Linked DNA regions of Homo sapiens: regions 1 and 3 are each linked to region 2. Evidence: chromatin loops called from intact Hi-C (ENCODE). Cell type or tissue: heart right ventricle. All regions are shown on one strand.

What was found. Hi-C counts contacts between places; a loop is a spot of excess contacts. Peaks named below come from ENCODE experiments on the same cell type or tissue, not always from the same donor. Only the 100,000 strongest peaks of a DNase experiment are listed, where the experiment ranks them.
Region 1: a loop joins it to region 2, with 3 times the contacts of the local background. A loop is called at or near these places in 1 of 110 quality-filtered maps.
Region 3: a loop joins it to region 2, with 6 times the contacts of the local background. A loop is called at or near these places in 1 of 110 quality-filtered maps.

The regions. Positions count from the first base shown.
Region 1 is chr15:35,601,913-35,606,912 of GRCh38, reverse strand. The region is part of intron 1 of DPH6-DT (DPH6 divergent transcript); the gene reads right to left. Among named protein-coding and RNA genes, the nearest start is that of DPH6-DT, 58 kb to the right of the region's middle. RefSeq lists an enhancer at 3,303-3,452. In heart right ventricle, no CTCF peak of the experiment used is centred here; no DNase peak of the experiment used is centred here; H3K27ac peaks cover 1,140 bases.
Region 2 is chr15:35,663,088-35,668,087 of GRCh38, reverse strand. The region is part of intron 1 of DPH6-DT (DPH6 divergent transcript); the gene reads right to left. Among named protein-coding and RNA genes, the nearest start is that of DPH6-DT, 120 kb to the right of the region's middle. In heart right ventricle, no CTCF peak of the experiment used is centred here; a DNase peak (open chromatin) is centred at 2,057; H3K4me3 peaks cover 1,224 bases; H3K27ac peaks cover 3,154 bases.
Region 3 is chr15:35,983,673-35,988,672 of GRCh38, reverse strand. No RefSeq gene overlaps it. Among named protein-coding and RNA genes, the nearest start is that of MIR4510, 59 kb to the right of the region's middle. In heart right ventricle, no CTCF peak of the experiment used is centred here; a DNase peak (open chromatin) is centred at 2,152; H3K27ac peaks cover 1,403 bases.

The sequences.
Region 1 (5,000 bases), 61 kb after region 2:
AAATTATTAAGATTCCACTTCTACTTTTTCATGAGTCTTTGTCCCAAAACTGAAGCAATAACTTGGTCACATTAAAAAAAATCTATACAAAAAGGAATTATTATTGTTGCTTATTCTTGCTGTCCTTTTTCCATGACCACAGGGAGCCAAATACTAATTCTTTATTGGATTCGTTATTGAAAGTGTTGCCAACACGGAATTGGGAAAAGAAAACAATTGAGCTTCCTAAGTAGACCACAGAGCACAAATCTTCAAATTAGCTCCAATAATTAAGGCATCTTGTGAAGGGCTTCAATGACAGGATACACTCATCTGTCCCTAGCACAAGACCCATATCAATTACCCTGGGTATGAGGAGGCTGGTACACAACAAAGGAAATAAAAATACAGAGGCTGACAGTCTAGACAAAGCCTGACTCTGGTCGAAAGCAGCCTCTCCAAGTGTTATCTTTAAGCCAAGTGGTTTTAAATAAGTTTAAATACCAACAGGGGGTTAATTTGAAATCAGTTTGATTCTATTTTTGAATTAATGCCTTTAAAAATCTGCTTTTATAATTTCTGCTTATCAAGGATTGCCCTTCTGGTATAAAAACCGAGCCAAGACTCAGTTATCAAATACTATGAAGGGTTCTGTTAATTAGATAGTTTATCTGTGATGAGTTGTTGACACTGAGATGATGTGTGTTAAATAATTTTAAAATATTCTGTGGGGCACTAACTTGGTGGTTCAAAGCATTATTCTTCAATTTTTCAGGCCCTGCTTTAAGTCAAACTAGAATCTCTTAGTATAAATTAATGTGAATCATTTCTTAAATATAGAATCATTCATATCTCAAAATTATATGTATGAGAGAATAAATCTTCTGGCGCTCTTTATTAGGCTGCTGTAGACCATTCTAACTAATCCAGCCTCTCTCACATGATGGTTGGTCTTTAACTGCTTGGTACTGACTGCCAGGAAATTCATCATTGCTGTTATTAAACACAATTCTCAGGATTTGCTCTTTTTATAATGTTTCTTGTAAAAGCTTTTTGTGTGATTTTTCCTCTGGCTTCTTGTTCTACTTCCATATAGGGCAACCCAGGAGAAATCTCAGACACTGAAATATTTTTACTCATGTAGGTAAATTAAAGCTCCAGCTGTTAAGGGTTTTTCTTTCTGTCTGTCAATTTTCTTTTTCAAGTTATGGTCTGTGAAGGCAGAGGCCAAGAACAGTCCACGGGGAATGGCTTGGAGCCTTAGAACAAGCTGGTATCCTTGTATTTTCCAGAGGAAAAAATATCGGACACCAAAGTTTAACATCAGGAAAGCTGCTAATTAATTAGCCCATAAATTGTTAAAAGCACGAATCATTCATCTCTGGGATTTCATTTAAGCTCCCCTTTAAATATTGATTTTATTTATCACTTTGTTTCTTTAAATTTTTGCTCTTTTCTTTTCTCACACATTCTCTAAGAGACATGATATTCTGTGTCTCATAGAATCTGAAGTCCTGAGGTTTTTGTTTAATTAATAGTCATAATGTGTTTAACTGGTATGTACATGACTTAGAAAAAGAGATGGTTCTTTCAAGGTAGTGAAGTTCTCTGCAAAAAAAAAAAAAAAATCACTAAATTCACAGGAATCCTTAGTTCATATTCTAATGTTACCATTATCTGTGGCCTCAGGCAAGTTGACTGCCTAGGTCTTGGTTTTCGTATTTGTTAAATAAGGAGATTAGAATCCATGAATATCCTTTCCATGTCTAATAGTCTATGATTCTCTTTATCAAAAGAACTTAGTGAAAGAATAAAAATGGAGTTCACGTGAGGAAATAGTTGGCAAGCAGCCATTTGAAACTGTTTTTGTTCATTTGCTTCAAAGAAGATTTTGAAGAAAATTATCAACAAAGAAAGGAGAATACTGGCAATCAGGTAAGAGGAAAGAACTCTGGACAAGGAGTGGGGATCCAGTTCTAGTCACAGTTGCACCACTGACAACTTAATGATCATGAAAAAGTTACGAAATTGAAGATTCTGAGGCCAAAGATTGGACTCAAAACTGAAAAAGTTTGATTTTATTATGATAGTCCCTTTGACTCCCAAACTGCTATGATTCTATAAAATGGCCCCAAAGTCAGGGAAGAGGATAACTGGAAATGTCCTCGCAGTTATTGTCAATGAATTCTATCCTTTCATTTCTGATTAGGGAACATTGTTCAAAAACATCACATCCTAGACCATCAACTCAGAAGTAAAACATACCCTTGGGGACCCTGAACAAATGCTATAACCAACAGTAACTTTCTGAATCTGTAATATTTTAGTTTTAATGATGGCAATCTCCATGTACTCACCCTGAGAGTTAAGGATTATAAAGAAAGTTGTTCCATATATTTATTGTTCCTCCTCTAAATTTCTTCTGTTCATTTTTTGACCCAGAATAAAACTGAAATAGCTAACAAAAATCAAGCCACTACTAAAAATATAAATCCGAGTGGTAAATCTCAAGACGATTAGGACATGTGAAGTATTTGTACCCTTTCTGCAAAATTTCCTAGACTGTCTAGGCACCCTCCATCATACTGAATTTTTGCAAAATAGCCGTATTACCTGCAAACTGACAATACTCATGCATTCCAGCCTTTTGACAGAAGAAATATTTTCATTAATATTTTTAAGCTCTGTATCAGTGTAAAAACTCAATCAAGACTCAAAGGGAAAAACCTAGCCAAAAAAATGTATTACAGAGGATAGTTTCCAGATTTTAATGATTTACCAAGTGAAAAATATAAAAAGTGATAGATTTTTTTTTCCTCCTAAAACATCAAGTACTGGACACTGCCCAAGGTAAGACTGCAAAAGCAGATGGTGTAATCATCCATTCCAGATAGTTCTGCTTCTTTTCTGCTTGTCTCCCTGGAACCCAGTCAGAAGCTTCTCCTTTTTCTTCAGGACATTGATGCTTCCCCTATGCTGGGACCCTCATTTTTTCATAAGTCCTACTTTGGAGAAGCAGCACATTCCAACAGCCCTTGCTTTGAACCATAGTATAAAAGATGTAGGCTCTGTTCTCAATTTCTTCATGGTCCTGGTATGCAACCTGGTCCAAATACTTTTGGCCAACCCCTCTTAATCCCATGCTTTGAGTTTTCTTTGATTGGTAAAAGAATAATTAGCAACATTTGAATTCACTGAATGCATATTTAATGCATTAATAATCAGGATCCATTATACCAGGACATAGAACTCACAACTAAAGCTGTTTAACGATTAAATAAGAAATCTGTACTTTAAATTTTCACCCATAGAGTTTTTGGATCATAGCAACCAACTAACTTCCATTAGCCTCCTACACAACCATTTTGAAATAGGAAACCAGAATAGAGGTTAAGGGAATTTCCTTAGGCCGCAGTCCAGATTTAGGTAATAACCTCTTTCCTCAACATGAGTCATTTACTTTAAAACTCCCCAAACCAAAAGGTTTTCAATGTCAGTCTCTAAAATACACACAGTACCCACTAAGCACAGCAAAAAAAATCTCCAAATACTCATGATTTTAAAATAAATCATAACCTAAACTATGTTTTAATGCCCAAAAGGCCCAGTAACTTTAAAATTGTTCCCTCAAAATAGGCTCTCAAATTGTTTTCACGTTGTACCTCCAGTGCTTGAAACACAACAGAGATTAAAAATGTATATTGAATGGATGATGAGTTGTTGACAGTAGTCTGAAATAAGGTAGCACGAAGAAAATGAGAAACTGAGTGAAGTGGATTGTCTGTAGGAATATTATAAAAATAAAAATACAAATAGTTTGTAATAAGGTGTGGAAAATACGTTGAAGAAGAGGGAACCTAAAGGGGTTTCCCAGCTTCTGACTTAAGAGACCAGATGATGCCATTCAATGAGATAGGAAATATGAAAGAGAGGGAGGTAGGTGGGTGCATGGTCGATGAGATCAAGATTATATGTGCTAAATCAAAAACTATCATGGAACATGGAGGGAGAATTATTTGATAAGAAATTGGATATACATATTTGAGTTGAATAGAGACATTTGTGACTTGGAAGTCATCATCATGTGTATCATAATTGAAGTTATGTCAATGAATGAGATTACCAATGTGATGGTTAATTTTAGGTGTCAACTTGGTTAAGGGATACTCACATAGCTGCTAAAGTAAAATCTCTGGATATGTCTGTGGAGGTGTTTCCAGAAGAGTTCAGCACTTGAATCTGCAGATTAAGTAAGGAAGATCTACCTTCACCAATTTCATCCAATCTGTTGAGGACCCAGATAGAACAAAAAAGCAGAGGACAGGTGAATTCACTTTCTCCTCTGGGACTGGAACATCCTTCTTCTATTGCCCCTGGATGTCAGAACACCAGGTGTTCAGGCTTTTGACTTTGGACTGAGAGTTATACCATTGGCTCCCATGGTTCTCATGACTTTGGACTTAGATTGAATTATACCACCAGCTTCCCTGATTATCCAGCTTGCAGATGATGCTATATCATGGAACTTCTTTCTACTTTTTTTAAATACACACACACACACACACACACACACAATTTTATTTATTTATTTATTTATTTTATTTTTTGAGATGGAGTTTCACTCTTGTAGCCTAGGCTGGAGTGCAATGGCACAATCTCGGCTCACCGCAACCTCTGCCTCCCAGGTTCAAGCGATTCTCCCGCCTCAGCCTCCCGAGTAGCTGGGATTACAGGCATGCACCACCACACCTAGCTAATTTTGTATTTTTAGTATAGATGTGGTTTCATCATGTTGGTCAGGCTGGTCTCAAACTCTTGACCTCAGGTGATCCACCCACCTGGGCCTCCCAAAGTGCTGGGATTACAGGTGTGAGCCACTGCATCCGGCCGACACACACATATAGTTTAGAGACAGGATTTCATTTTGTCACCCGTGCTGGAGTGCAGAGGTGCAATCACGGCTCACTGTAACCTCAAACCCCTGGACTCAAGCAATCCTCTTACCACAGCCTCCTATATAG
Region 2 (5,000 bases):
TATGTGAGCCAGCCTTTAACCTGTCACAGCCCTTGGCACTGTGACAACAGCATGAACCCAAACAATTGATAGCAGCATTCCTCTGGAAAAGAAGCCCTCAATTTCTCCTACAGAGAAGTATTAATATCCCTAGGGGATGGTTAGTGGGTATAAAATATTAGTTAGAAAGAATAAATAAGACCTTAGTATTTGATAGCATAACAGGGTGACTATAGTCAACATAATTTAATTGCACATTTTAAAATAATTAAAAGATTATAACTGGGTTGTTTGTAAGACAAAGGATAAATGCTTGAGGTGATGGATATCCCATTTACCCTAATGTGGTTATTATGCATTGCATGCCTGTATCAAAATACCTCATGTACCCCATAAATATTATATATACCTACTATGTATCCATAAATTTTATATATATATATACACACAAAGTTTTTAAAAAAGAAGTATTAGTATCCCTGTTTCATAGCTGTCAAATGACTTGGCTCAGAACATGCAATAATAGAAAGTGAAACCAAAAATGGAATCTAGATCTCCTACTATTTTAATGCCCTACTCTTGGTTAAAATGAAAATTTGGGGGGTTTATTAAATTAAATCTTCATTATGTGATTTGTATATTCTGAAATAACACCTTTGTTTCCAAAGTCCCACTTAAAAACTCATTTTTGTGGTACAAATGCCTTAAGCAAGGTAAAATAAAACATCAATCTTGTCACCATGCTGATGTCTTCTTAGAAACACATATGTGACCAAGAAGGGTCTTTGAGGACCACAATCCAAGGCTCATACTGCTCTAGTTGCTGAATGTGAGGAGGGCACAGAGCAGCTGCAGACCTGAGACCACAAATATTTGGTGATCTTGAAGCAGGGGCCCTAGCTGTTGTGTTTCTCAATATCTTTGCAAACACAGAGGAAAGCATCAGTAGTTGTAAATCTTGTTCTAAGAATCAAGGTTCTGTACTCAGATGCTATTATGACCTGTCAAGAAGTTGGTGGGTATGCTTTGGAAGCCATTTTAATCTAATATTTTGCCTATGAGAACTTGTTTGGTTTTAATAAAAGTCCTCAATAAAGATGCATTCTTCAGTACATCATTTCTCTTGCTTCTAATTTTAGAACTTGGTACATAAAAGCTAAGAGAGTGTGAAGGAAATAGATGGCGACCTTATGACATTTGGCATGATTTCTGAGGCAGGTGTCAGATAGGTTCATAGGTACTATCTTGCCAAATCTTATCAAAACCTAAAAGACAAAAAGAGACAAAAAAAAATACACACTTTATAATTGACATCAAAAAGGAAGTCATTTTATTTTTAGTACATTTGCTTTGGAGGGACAGCCAACTAATTGGAAAGAGTCCATAATTTAACCAACATCAGATCTCCTCATTACATTTCCCATTGAAACTTAATAAATGTTAGTTTCCAGATTTACTGACTTTACAGTTTTCTCCAGTTAATGATCAGCAAGTACTTTTTATTAACGTAAATGAAAACAAAATGAAGACCTGAAATCCTGTGATCAAGAATTTATTTTTGGCAGACAAGCAAAATTGTTTGGTCTATTTTTATGGTTGATATAATTGTATTCAAAACCCATAAACAATGTACATCCACGTCAATACTTTTTCGGCTGATCTTTGGTCATAAACTCTAATTAAAACAAAACATCCCTTAGGTAAATCAAAGGAAGTGCCATTGAAATAATATAAACACCCGAGGAAACCTTGGGCTGTTTCCACACTCAAGTCTGATTAGATGAAAAAGCACTAAGCACTTGTGTCAGTAGACTAACCAATAGAGTTTATGATTATGAGAACTGCCTCTAGTATTAAAGATCTTTGGCATAGTTTCTGGGAAAAGTTGTGCCAAATTTCTCTATTCCAAGAGAGAGTTTTCCACTTGGAAGCTGTTGTATCTATAAAGGCTATCTTTCATGAGCAGGGTGTCCTCTATTTAGCTGTCAGAAGGCCTATCGCAGGATTCAGACTGTCTGTCCCATTTGGCTGATGTCATAAACTTGCGCTAGAGTTATGGCAGAGAAAACATGTTTTCCATTACGCCCGCGCCAAAGTGTTGATTAAGGTGGCACATGTCAGACCTGGGAGTAGCCAGCATTCGAAAACTGTTTAGACCTTTTACAGATGCTGAAATTGTTTCCAGAAAATTCAGAGTCCAACTTGTCTTATTGTTCCTTTTCTTTTATTAAGAGAGAAAAGAACCTAGGGCCTTTTGTGCTTATTTTTAAGCTAGTACTTTAATTTTGAATTTTTATTTTTTACCACACTTGGATCTTTGTTTTGTGTTTGTGGTCAAATAATCTTTGGATATTTAACAAATGGATTCTATACAAGGCAAAGGTTTCAAATTTTACTTGAGATTTAGTGTTCTCTGTAAAGGGACTTTAAGAAAATTACTCCTAACCTTTCTAGAAAGCTGACTTCTTTAAAAAATCTATTATACATTTTAAAAGTATTATATATTCTTTCTTAGAAAACAATTGTGTGGGATCACAAACCTTACCCGGCACACTTAGAGTTCCAAGGGCTTCAGGTTAATGACTGTCATCTAAATGAAGACCGAAATAATCATATAGCTAGCAGAGGATATTTTTATTTGTAAGTTGGAATATAGTCCCTCCACAAAACAGAAATACCAATGAGCTATGTATTTTAGCAGCTGCTGGGGTTTGGTTGATTCTTGTTGTTCGAGGAAGTAGGAAAAAGCAGAGATTATTCCAGAGGCCCGCAAGCCCTTATGTATAAGTCCTCTACAAAAGACCAACACCTTGGAGAGTATATTGGTTGCTAAGGACCATCAGTCAAAACTGCATCACTTTCCTTTTGGGAAATATACAGACCACAGCTTTAAGGTGACAATGACTACTGCGGATATACAGATCCTGTGGATATACAACATATACTGTGGATATACAAAAAAGGCACAACTAGTTTTTGCCTTCAAGATAAGTACATTCCAGTGGAAGAGACAAAATTGTACAGATAGTAATAGAAGTTGATTGGCACTAGGACACAATAACACAAAGTGGAGTGGCTCCAGAAGTATGTAGGGTGTATGTAGGGCAGGAGGGGTTTTCTTGTGCTTAGATGAGATTCCTACTGAAATGAGTTTTAAGTTGAATAAGCATTACCCATCAAGCAGGGACAGTAGAGTTCTAGACAGAAGGAACACCATGTGAAAACACGTGGCAATATAAAAAAGTGTGACACTTTAAAGAAAGTTCAGTAGTCCAGTATATGGCTGAGACACGTGATCCTATGGAAGGAATTATGAGGTTGTGCAGATAGGAAGGACCATGTTAAAGATTTGAATTCTACCATGAAAGCAATGGAGAGTCTGAAGCATTTTATGTAAAGTGATGACATGATCAGATTTGTATTTTGAAAAAGGGTATGAAAAAATAGTTTGTAGGTGAAAAGGTCTAGAACAGGGAGCTGCTCATAGGCGATTGCAGGAATCTCTGTGGAAATGATGGAAGGTGTTTCCTAAGTCAGTGGCAACAGTGATGCAAGAAAAGAATACAAGAGATATTTAGAAACAGTTTTGATTACTTGGTGATGGATTAGATGTGGAAAGTAAGGAGAGGCATATCTGATTATAGCTCCCAAACTTCCCTGATTCCCATTATTTACACCGGTAGATTTCAACTGGGGGTTATTTTGCCCCCCAGGGAATATGGTAATCAGGAGACATTTTTCATTGTCAGAAGAGGAGGGGATAAGGAAGGCAGAAATGCCACTAAGCCAGGGATGATGCACCAGACAGCCCCTCACAACAAGGAATTATCTGATTTGAAATATCCACAGTGCCAAGGTTGAGGAGCCTTGTTATACAGCATGAAGTAGATCTCTTGCCCTAAAATTGAAAGCACTTTACAATATTACCCAACTTCCTTTTCAGACTAAATTCCTATCTCCCTACAACTGCTCTTGTAGCAACCAAGCAAAAATGACCTATTTTGATGTCCCAAACATGCCTCTCGCTTCCTATCTTACCAGTCTTGGTTTTACTCTTATTTTCTCATCCAGAAACATTCTCCTTGGACCCATAACTTTCTGTCAAAATGCCACTGCTATCTCCTCCACAACGTCTTTCATAATCTGCCCTCCTGGATATACTCCCTCCCTCCTCTGCACCTCTTTTAGGCACTTATTACATATACCTTGTACATGTAATGCTAGCTGATTGACATTGTCTTATCCTACTGCCTGAAGAAAGAACCTGATAGAGCAGCATAGTGCCTTCAACAAAGTAAGCATGCAATAAGTACTTGTTGAAATTAAGTATGATATTCTAAATATCAGTTGTCTGAAATTGTCAATGCTTTGGCTTCCTTTTATGCATGTGGGCAATTTGGAGCTGACAGGTTCTCATTTATAAATGCTAAATAATATGCAGTGCCAATAAACTGCAACCAATGCTTAGTTCTATAAATGTTGTATTTTATTAAGAAATCAAATATACTTATCTGCACAGCCCATGAACTACCTCAGAGTTTCATCCTTAAGTTCTTCCAGTCCAGGTTTTGGATTTGCTTGGTAAAGCAGATGTTTAAGATTCCTTCCACATCTTTACACACTGATTTACCTGTCTACCAGGTGTTCTACATTGCCCTCCAACTGCTCATTTGAAGCTATTTAATTCTGCAATACATGTTTCATTGCTGATATCCTTAGAACATTTTTCTGCCTGGTAAAATCAAACCTATTCTTTGTCAGCCTAATAGATGCCACTAAACTACTTCATAGAAATACTGGGAAATATGAATGGCATGGATGACCAAGACTTTGCTTCTGGATTTTTACCTTATTGCCTTTTGACTTTTATAAGACTTACTTAAGGACAAGGATTGAATATTGCTTAGTCCTCTGAGGGCCGTGCATTCATGACAGGCATATCCTTCACCAAGGCACTAACTTATTTCTCACCACCTGTGAAACAATTTTTTTCAAACCTTGTAAGATCTATGAAATTGAAA
Region 3 (5,000 bases), 320 kb before region 2:
TGTGACGTATTTTTAAAAAAACATTAAAAATGTCACTCAGAATCCTTCCTTATTCTTAATTCCACTTGGAGGGAAAAAGAAACTTTTTAAAGAAGTGTTATTCAGAATTATTCCTAATGCCACTTGACGGGAAAGGGGAATTAAGTGAAGCCATAGTGGAAGAGCTGATAAGAAATGTCTTAACACAGTATTCTCACATTTAGTGTCAAGCATTCTGTTTAATATTGTTACCTATCAACCAGCCATTCATCACTCACCAAGTCATAAAACATTTATTTTGAGTAAGACACAGTACAGGGTTCTGTACTCAGATAGTTTCTAACCTCAAAGTGTTCACAGTTAAGAAGAGTAAAACAACAGCAGCAAAATGACGACTAACCATTAGTGCAAACATGGATGCATGCATCAAGCACAGAAATAGCACCAAGGAGGGAAAGATTTTCTCCACTGGAGGGTCAGAAAGGCATTTCAGAGAAGATAACATCTGAATTGGCACTGGAAGTGTGAATTTTAGTTCACTGTATAAAATTAAATGAGAGGCCTTCCTATTTTACAGACAATTACCATAGCAGAGAATGGAGATCACTAGGATATAATGCCTAAATAAAAAATCTCACATTCTCCAAGTTCCCCCAACTCACTCTTTTGATCATTCTTGTATTTTATGCTTCTATTGTACTCAAATATAGGGGCTTATTTGTACGTCCATTTTTAATTGTCCTCAAATTGCTTTCAGTTTTTCTTGCTAAAATAGAATTTCTTATTCTGACTCCATCTCAAACTAAGGCCTATTTTGTGCACAATGACCTTAAATGCTATTTGAATGAAATTCCATTCATAATAACCTGTATGTATCATTTTGTCACTGAAATGAAAAATGGCACATGGATGAGATTCAAACATGGTGGCTTAGTGGAGCCAAAATTCTGTTGTACATGTTTTCTACATGAAAAGATCCAGAACAAAAGGACTCATTATCAGATTACAGTCTCAAATAGAAACAGTTGGGAAATTTAAAGCACTAAAATAAGACAATAAAGAGGAAAGCCTACATGTTGGACTGCACAGATTTCTTGGAACAGATAATATGTTTAAAGTTATTTAATTGACTTATTTTGATATTTAAAATATTTACAGTACTTATTTATGCCTTTAAATAATCTCCTCTTTATCAAAAAAGATCTATTTTAGATGTTAGTCCATTTTCCGGCCCTAACCTTTGCTTTAACTATTTTTTTTTTTTTATTTAAAGCACGCATTGCTGTCTTAGTGCACAGTTATCCCAGACACTTTTTGAATAAAAATTCTTCAAGAGGAAATCCTGGCTTCATTACAATTCTCTTTTTAATCTGTTAAAATCCATCCAAATTTGCTTTCTCTAATTGCATAGGAGATTTAGAGAAACGTCCAAGAATCTCCAGGACTTGTAACCTTTTTTTTCCTTCACTTGTTTCCAAACTGTGTCTGTGTTGTCAGACAAAATATTGATATAGCTTGCTTAGCTAGATTTAGTAGAATCTAGGACAGTGATTTATAGAGTAGAGGCAAATCCATGCTAAACCTCAAGGTCTGGAAGTTTAAGGTTTATGTTGATATCTATTTGGAATGGTATTTCCTCTACTTGCTTATAAAAGTAAAATGATGTGTGAATAGGTAACCAAGAAACACAAAGCATAATGTTTAACATTACTATGCTTGCCACTTGCATATTAGAAGGTGTGTTAGTACTTTAAGGATTCTCAAAGTGAAAACATGTCAATGCAATAAAGAAGGGCAGAGTAGTGCTGAGAGTACACTGAAGATTGAACAACATCTTTTTAGACTGAGAGGGACAGAAAGCAGGCTGCAGGCAGATGAATTTCACATTAGACTAAAAAAGGAAGTTTATAGCACATCTGGAATCTGAGCACATGTATATGTATGTATACACACACACAGATGGAGCTGACAGCATATATGGCACAGACGTGTGTATATGTATATACATGCACACAACATAAGCACATGTGTAGAGTATGTGTGTTTCTAAATATAAACACATAGACTATTATCATTGTCCTCGGGGTATCAGCTTGTCAATCCAACTACTGAGAAACAGGCCAGATTGGCCTTTTGCCTCTAGCAGGATGTCCCGAGGTAGGCTTTTGCGTGTGGCAGGCAGCCAGTACAATACATCACCACAGCTGGATTAGGAGGATAACGCCAACAAGGCCAGACCAGGAATAGGAATAAATCCTGATGGTAGAATTATGTAGGGGATTTTAGAGATTGCTTATCTTTTTTTAAAATCCCAAACCACTATTTCCACAGCCAAAACGGAAGGAAACAGTTGTCATTCAGAAAAGGGTGAAGAAAAGGACAGTGGGGCGCTGGAACTAGGACATGACCTTCTATGAAGTTGAGAGTCCAGCCAGCAATTACAGACTTGGGAATATTGCAAGACAGAGTTCAAAGGTGTCCAAGAAAGGCCTTTAGTGTTTGGATCCTGGATTCAAGTTTCCTGGCCCTATTTACTGAGCTTTTCCCCAGGAAGTTAGGGATTTAAAAATAGCTCCACTGTGGGGTCCAGGTTTACACAGTGTGTTGATATCTTCACATATAAGCTAATAGCATCTACCTTAAATGAATAGAACTTGTTCCATCCTGTAGATCCTGACATTTAATCTTTGGGTTTTAAACTGATTCTCAAGAATCTGCTTAAATCAGATTATTTTCTTCAGGAAGAATTGGAGTTTAGTTTGCCAATATCTACTTTGGTTACTATTTTAACACTTTAAAAATCTCAGAATGATTTTTAAATAATAAGCTCATAACAATACAAGAACATTTTGCTTATTAGCATAACCTTTTACCAACCACATCTACTCCTCTTATAAAAATATAAGAATTCAGAATTTGCACTTGGTGGCCATCTGTTTTCTCTCTGAACATTACTTTTAAGTCCCTTTCTTTGGGTTGTTATTAAGATATTTTAAATCATGATGTTCTTGCATAGCATGTCAGATAGAAATAATGATAATAAAATAAGTGTGTAGAGCAATTTACTTAGAAACAGGAGAGAGCAAAAGAAAATTAGCGAATGTTTAATTCTAGGCAGAAGGCCAAACTATCCCAAACCCCCTCCTCCATCTGCCCTTGCCATATTTTTAAAAACCCACCTTCAAGAAGTATAAATTTCTTTGTCTACAGCAGCAAAGTTTCCACAGAGTAATGTGTAATGCGGGGGTTAAGTTCAAGGCCCTAGAACCAAACTGACTGAATTCAACCCCCAGCTCTGCCACTTCATGGCTGAGTGACTTTTGGAAGAGTACTTAACTCCTCTGTGCCTTGGATTCTCCATCTGCAAAATGGGGGTGATGTTAGTCTAATGGATGGGTTTGTTGTGAGGCTTACCTTAGTTAATGTGGGGAATGCATTCAGAACTGTGTTTGGAAAGCACTTAGACAGCACATTGTAAGCCTCAAACTGCTGGCTATGATGGCTTTTGAAGAATGCCAACAATCATAGTCATCTGGTTCATTAGTCTGCCTTTAGTCAAGGCTGCACATGAATGTAGTCTTTAAGACCTTCATAGGTGACCACTTCCAGGTGTATTTGTATTCACGAACATGCTATTTCCTAATACATCTGGAAAAAATGTAGCTGCTCATCCTTAACTCCTTATTCAACTCTTCTTAATAGGAGCAAAGGGGATTTCTGTGGAGTCAGCACAGTATCATGTCCCTGGTTCCCCCTGGTTAGTGTATATTTGGACTGTGGCCAAATCCCCACTAAATTGTATATTAATCATGTTCATTGGATTCTGCTGGAAAAGAATGATAAAAGAACGAGGGAGGGAAGCATTTTTATTAGAGCTCAATGTGTATTTTGTTTTCTAAACAATGAGCATTTGGGAACTGAGCTTCTGTGTTAGGAATATTTGTATCTTAATGTAAAATAATTGCATCAGGAAGCATTTTGGTTTTAGTCCAACTTCAGTGCCTTTTAGAATGTGCTAGTATATAGCTATCCAGGTGTATTTTTTTTGCACATTCTCATAGCAGGAGGTGCGTGGCAGATGCTTTTACAAGCACAGTTAGGTGCAGAGCTGACCAAAGCTAGAAAACCTCACTTATTGGACAGACGAAGATGATTCAAAGCTTCACAACTGTTTATTCCCCATTACAGTATTTAAATGTTCAACCTTTTTGTTCTCCTAATCCCTAAAATAATTATGAAAATCTACTTTTAAGTTAGATAAAATGTTCCTTAGTGAGTTAAATTATATAATTTCAGACTTGCTGTGACTATTGACATTTGAAAAACAGATTTTCTAAATATTATTGGGATTTCAATTTAGCACAATCTACTTGAAAAACACATAAAAGAGATTATCTTCAACAATTGAGACTGTTACAGCTTTCCCTTTTATCCTCAAATTGTATGTTTATTCCAATTTTTCTACTAAATTTTGTTTTAATACATATGTTAGTATCCTTAAAGGTCTTTTATTGATTACCATGTTACTTCTCTGTAGTAAAAATGTGTGTAAATTAAAATCTTATTTATTTTTATTTGGTATTAGGCTCTACAGTAAAAATATTTTGGATTTGGTTACCATTATTAATTTTATTGGTAAACAAATTATGAAAACAGCAGAAATAAGTTATTAACCTCAATAACAAAAATTATGTACAATAAATTTCATTATTTCATTGGACATGTATTTCTTAATGACATGGATGTGTCTGGCTTCATTTTTAATTAATTTGTGTGTTTACAGATGAACTTTATTGCCAGAATGAAACAGTTCCATATCAATTATATTTATTTTCTCATTTATTGTTATTAGAACTGAAAAAATTTGTTCACACAAATAGAGAGATGGAAATTAAGGTTTCCTAACAGCATGCCATCTCAATTCTTGGTAGTCCTGTGAGCTATATGCCAAAATATCACATCCTAATATATCATCAAAAATTATTTTTAGTGCTCTACATCTAACAACTTGAATAGATACT